Regions from separate parts of the Mus musculus genome. Here region 2 is linked to region 1. A link is a loop called in an ENCODE intact Hi-C map of the cell type or tissue named here. Cell type or tissue: heart. All regions are shown on one strand. Links, peaks and the distances in the headings refer to the core of each region. The heading gives the core; the rest is flanking DNA. Region 1 overlaps Afap1 (actin filament associated protein 1). Region 2 overlaps Sorcs2 (sortilin-related VPS10 domain containing receptor 2).

What was found. A loop is a pair of places that touch in the nucleus more often than their neighbours do. Peaks named below come from ENCODE experiments on the same cell type or tissue, not always from the same donor. Only the 100,000 strongest peaks of a DNase experiment are listed, where the experiment ranks them.
Region 2: a loop joins it to region 1, with 4 times the contacts of the local background. A loop is called at or near these places in 4 of 42 quality-filtered maps.

Annotation. Positions count from the first base shown.
Region 1 is chr5:35,981,096-35,984,007 of GRCm38, forward strand. The region is part of intron 11 of Afap1 (actin filament associated protein 1); the gene reads left to right. Among named protein-coding and RNA genes, the nearest start is that of Afap1, 89 kb to the left of the region's middle. In heart, for the core only: a CTCF peak has its summit at 1,087 (motif pointing right); a DNase peak (open chromatin) is centred at 1,126; H3K27ac peaks cover 427 bases.
Region 2 is chr5:36,222,552-36,225,463 of GRCm38, forward strand. All of the region lies in intron 2 of Sorcs2 (sortilin-related VPS10 domain containing receptor 2), which reads right to left. Among named protein-coding and RNA genes, the nearest start is that of Psapl1, 20 kb to the left of the region's middle. In heart, for the core only: a CTCF peak has its summit at 1,458 (motif pointing left); no DNase peak of the experiment used is centred there; H3K27me3 peaks cover 404 bases.

The DNA.
Region 1 (2,912 bases), core at 127-2,626:
ATAAGAATTATCAGCAATTGTGTCTGACTGAAGGGAAGAGAAAAATAAGGTATTGAAAAGGGACAAGAAACAGAGAAAAAAACATCTTGTGGGATTGTCCTGGGAGATGGGCATGCTGGGGTGTAAATGGTGCTGGACACCGAGGCTGACCAAAGGCCATGGGTCATGTGACAGAAGGACATCATCCCCTGAAGCTCTCCCAAGTGTTGCCCACTGTAGGCCCAGCAGAGCATGGTGGTGGTAATATGCTTTTGACTGACTGGAGCGGGACAGGGTGGGGAGAGCCACCTTCCAGCCACCATCTGCAGGTCCCTGCATTTGCATATAGCATTCCCTGGGATGGCCTTATGTTTTAGAGTCAGACTCATTTGTACTTACACACTTGGCTGAAAGTCACTTTGGAAAAAGTGCCAGAAGGGAGTGGGAAGCCCCTGCTTATTATTCTTGGCTTCATGTGAGTTGGCCTGTGCCCCGCCCTCAAACGTTGGAATATTCTGGCCAGTGGAGAAGGCCTCTGCCAACAAGGATGTGTGTGTGTCATGATTCTCAAATCCTTCAAACATCTCCAATGACGGAATCAGAAATATGCCCAGTTAGAGACCCGGGCTCTGCTGACTGTCTTTGATCTTCCTGATATCTGTGCATAAGTGTGAGTACTGGACAGGTTGCCAGAACCTGACGCTGCAGAGCAAGTTGTAGTTCCTGCGATGTGGAGGAGAAAGAGTTCTGTGCACACACGTGCCACACTGAGCGGTCAGCAGTAGCCGTGCTCAGTGCCGGCAGGTGAAGGCACACTTGGTATCCTGCCATTCTTCCATGTATCACGTCTCATTCACAACTGTTCCCGGACTGTCCTCAACTGAGACATTCAGTCAATGCCTTGAATGCGCATGTGAAACACGCAGGAACTCCTAAGTGGCTAGTGAATATCTTCTTCTTGAATTTCCTCCTTCCTGTCCATTTAACTTCCCTACACTTGATTTGCTAAAGACTAAGCATAGAATAATTAAATCAATGTTCATAAGCTAGGAAGTGTAAGATGCTGTATCTGCAGAAAGGGTTGGGGGAGCCATGCTTTCCAGCTTCTTCCAGCAGGGGGCAGCAATGCACTGTGAGAGAGTGTGGCCATTAGGGTGTGCAGAGCCACAGGAGTGGCCGTGTTGCCCTAAGCTACTTTCCCCAGAGAAACGATTTTGGGGGAAATACATTTGTTGGTTAAGTTTCTGTGATTTTAGTTTCCCTAGTTAGGAGCAAATGCTATCTTGCTTATTTCTTCCTGGGGTTTTACAGTTGTCCCGAAACAAGCCCAGCTTCCTAAGAGGCCAGCTCATCTCTCCTCGTGCTCTGGAAATTGGGGTGACAGTACACCCAGAAGCTTGTGTTCTAGTGAGGAGAGGCAGGCAAGGAGCAGGGACAGAATAGGCTAGGTTGGGACACAAATGAAAGTCAGCATTGCGGAGGGAAGGGGATTCTTGACGGCAAGGAAGGGCACCCTCATCCCACCTCCCCGGGGCACACTGTTGGGAGGAGCCATGCTCTGAGTGGGCAGAGTGAAAAGCAGAAGGGGCTGAAGAGCTCCAGCACCTTCCTGACCCCATGCAGGCAAGGAAGGAGGAAGCCGGACGAGCCAGGGGCAGAGCTGGAGTCTGCTTCAGGTGGCCTGCCCTGGACAGTGTTTTGCTTCATTGTTTTGGTGACGTTGGAAGCTTCCTCTGGGTAGTGAGGTAGTGATATGCATCAGGCTGGTGTGCTCTGAGTCTCTGAGAAGCAAGGGCAGAGAAGAGAGGCAAACTGCCCCTTTCTGAGGTGCAGACTCTTGTTCTGCCCTTGTGGCCACCAGGTCTGGGTCTTCTCACAGCAGGTGACACCCTCGTTCTCTGTGGACTCCAGCAGGGAGCCACTGCTTTGACCCTGTCCTGAAGATCAAAAGCTCTGTCCCCTTCAGATGTCATTCACAAATGCAGCTTGTCACCCATGCTCAATTACAGAACAGATGTTAACCTGAGGTTCTCTCAACCCCATGGACCTCCCTAGACCTCAGGAAGTGGTTCATTTGCTAGGTCATTGGTGTGTTAGGAATCCACCAGTGTGGAGCTCTTGGGTAGGAGGGGCAGTGCGTGAGTTATGGAAGACCAGGGCTTCCTCTTCTTCCCTGGGTACAGCGCCCTCTCCCTGGATCTAGCACCTTCCTTGGGTACACGCCTTCTTGGAGTACAGAGGCTTTCCTGGGTACAATGCTTTCCCTGAGTACAGTGCGCTCCCAGAGTGAACACCTTTCCTGGGTACATCTTCTCTCTGGGTGCACCCTTCTGTGTATAGTGCCTTCCCTGGGCGAATCTCCTTCCTGCTGTCTTCATTGCAGAAGCTCTTCCGCCCTGTCATATCGTAGTGGAAAGTCCCAGACTGTGATCATAGGGCTGTCTCCTCGGCCACCGGCACCTCTATCCCCAAATCCTTGTGGCTTACCAGGACGGACGGCCGCTCGTTATGATGGGCGGAGGTGGCTTGTTACCATTAGGGAATTCCAAGGATGTAGGGGCTCTGGCCAAGAACAGGAACCCAATCATGTATCTCGCGTATCCCGGCAGCATGGGCTTCTGAAGCCCTAGCCTGGGTACTCACAGTGTTCGCAGCAGATCCAGGACCAGCTGAAGGTACGCTGTGTGGCTGCCAGAGACCACGAGTGCTTGCTGAACAGCCGCAAACATCCCAGAGATGGCCAGGTAGTGGTGTAGACCATGCCCTCCCCTGCCTTTGGGAATGGCCAGACTGCAGACAGAACAAACCTGGCCCACACTTGTCAGAAAGAACTGCTGTGCCCTCCCTGTGTTGAGCGTTCCCCGCCATGATGAAATAGGAAAACAATGGTGGCTGTCCAGTTCCCTCCACTTGTAGGTGCTGCTGTATGTCCC
Region 2 (2,912 bases), core at 314-2,813, 240 kb after region 1:
ACCTTCCTGGGGTGTACCTGCTCTCCCATCTGCTGACCCCAGGAACACACAGGACATCAGACTAAGTACCTCAGAGGTAGATTAGGAGGAACGGATGGAGATTTAATGTGCACTAGCCCGCCTCTGCCACCGCTCCCCAGGCTGGTGTTTTACGGCATTCTGCACTTTTCTCTATATGTCAAAGATTCCATAATTAAAGAGAAGCCAGGGGAAAGGGATGCTCTCCACCCCCGACAGAGAGGACAGGTTCCAGCCAAGCCTGGAGGGGAAGCCCGGATCATCCCACTCCAGTGCCACTGAGGCTGCTCCTGGCTGCCTGTGTAGCAGGCCCCAAGGTCTCATATACCTGTGGGATGCCACAGGGGTGGCTCTGGTAGAGTCCTCTGTCTGGGTCGTGGAAGTGTGGCCCTAATTCAAATTCACCTTCTTCAATAGCTACCTTCAATGTAGATCCTGCAGGCTGTAACCCAGGCGGGAGGGCAGGAGTAAGCAGGTAGACCATAGCCAGCTTTCTCCTGGCTCAGAATATGCCCTGCCTCCTTTCCCTGCTTGACAGCATCTGAACTGACTGTATTCTTGGGCTTCTCCAATAAAGACCTCATCAACATAAAGAATCTTCAAGATCCCAGGAGTGTTTCCCTAAAACCACACTATCTCTATGACTCAGGCACACATCCATGTATCCACCCATCCATCTGTCCTTCCACCTATCCACTCATCAACCCACTTACCCAGCTATTGTTCCATCCGGCTAGCTACATACAGACACGCATATGCACACATACACATATACACACATCTATATACCATCTATCCATCATCTCCATTCATTTGTTCACCCATCTGTCCACCGACCCATGCATTCAAGGCCAACGTGCATTCCGAGCACCAGTCAGTACTTGGTTATGGCATCCTGTGATCAACTGTATGGCCTTGAGAGGTCTCCGTGCTCATGACTTGTGTTCTAGTAATAGCAGAAGCAGTATAAGCAAGGAAACAGAAACTTCCATGAGAGAGGTAACAAAGAACCTTGCCGGGGGTGGGGGAGGGCTCTGTACACTGAGTGGCCTCCTTAGGGAAGCTGCACTAACTAGATGAGGATAAAGTCAGGACTGAGGGGCAATGCTAAGTGCATGCCAGACAGGAGCCAGCACACACAGACACCTACAGACACCCGGGTAAAGTCCAGCTTGACCAGATACTACCAGTGGGCTGCTTAGCACTGCAGAGACTCCCAGGTTGTCTGGAAGCAACAGGCCTGTTGTCTTATGGACAAGCGGTATCGGAATTTCCTAGCACTTGTTTAGAACGCAGCCTAAGGTCCCACCTCAGAGCCTGGCATCCTGATCAGCATATCATCTACATTCTGAGTCCTGGGCAGAGATGCAAGGCTGAACTGGTTTCTCTGCACCAACCACATTCACTGGGGTAAAACAGCACCCCCAGGTGGCCAACACTGGTTCTCGACGGGCCTGAAAGATGTGAATTCCACATTAAAAAATACATGTAGGGTCCTTCAGTGAAACTTCAGTTATGTGGGAGGCCATTAGGAAAGCAAGTTTTAAAAGGCTGGGGACAATAGTGGGGACAAAATGCTGAGAACATGAACCCCAGGCACTGTGCAGGGGCTCCCGAGAGGCTGATCTCAGTGTGTCCGTAGGGCTGGCCGAGTTTTAACACTCAAAACCCATTCCTGGGACCCATTCCATTCTAACAGTCTGTCACGACCTTGACTGCCTCTGTGCCTTGCCTGGGGGTGGGGGTGGGGGCTCCAGAAGCATGGAAGGGCCCAGCAACACTCTCCCAGAGAGGAGGGTGGGTGGTAGCAGACACAACACTGTGCTGTGAATTTCTCTTTATCTCATGTTACAGCGCTGTTATAGAGCAGAGACAAATATCACACAAAACCCTCAGAGACCAAGAGCACCCGCATCCTCACACCCCTGTGGTGCTCCAGCTCTGCCTGCCAGCCTCCACATCTGGATCATCAAGGGGTTTCAGTAGAGGGTTGGAATGGCAGATGTGAGCCATGAGGGGGCACTGAGTCCATCCATGGCACCAGACTGTGTGTTTTTCAAGTCCATGGGTCTTCTGGGAAAGGATGGGCGGAGACACGGTAGCCAGCTGAGGAGGGCAGCCAGGATCTAGCCATGGATGAAGAGGGACAAAAAGAGTGTGGCTGGGGAACAGAGAACAGGGCAAGAGCCAGTCGCCATTTAGAAAACCAATGGCATCCCCAGAGCTTAATGACAGAGCATGTCATGGGTTGAGGGGTAGCTCCCTCGAAGAGATATTCACGTCCTGAACCCCATAAATTACCAGGGGTCTTTACAGAGGTGGCTCAGTTAAGATTCTCGAGATGAGATGTCCCAAATTGTCTGCTCAGACCCTAAATCCAGCAGCCACTGTCTTTAGAAGGAATACACAGCGAGACAGCCATGTGGAGGCAGAGGCAGGGGGGCTGACTCAATAACTCAGCTGGTAAAGTGTCCACTGTGCAAGCGGGAGAACCCGAGTTCAATGCCTGGAACCCACGGAAACAATGCAGACACTGGGGTACACACTTCTAGAGCTGGGGAAGTGGAGTCAGGAGTATCCTGGGGTTTGCTGATCAGCCTGCTTAGCCCGCTGGGCCAGCTCCAGGCCAGTGAGAGATTCTGCCTTAAAAACAAGACGGCAACAAAAGCGACTGTCTCCAAAGGAACGGCACTGAGGATTGACCTTTGGCTGCCACAGGCACGTGTGCACGGAGGCACGCACACCTGCACACTGTGTCCACATGCACCTGGGCAGTATTGTCACATGCGTATCAACACACAGCAGCAAGGTCTCAGTGACACAGCCACCAGGGGCTGGCAGGGACACGATGACCTCCTTTCCCAGTCTTCAGGGGAAACACTGCCCTGTAACGC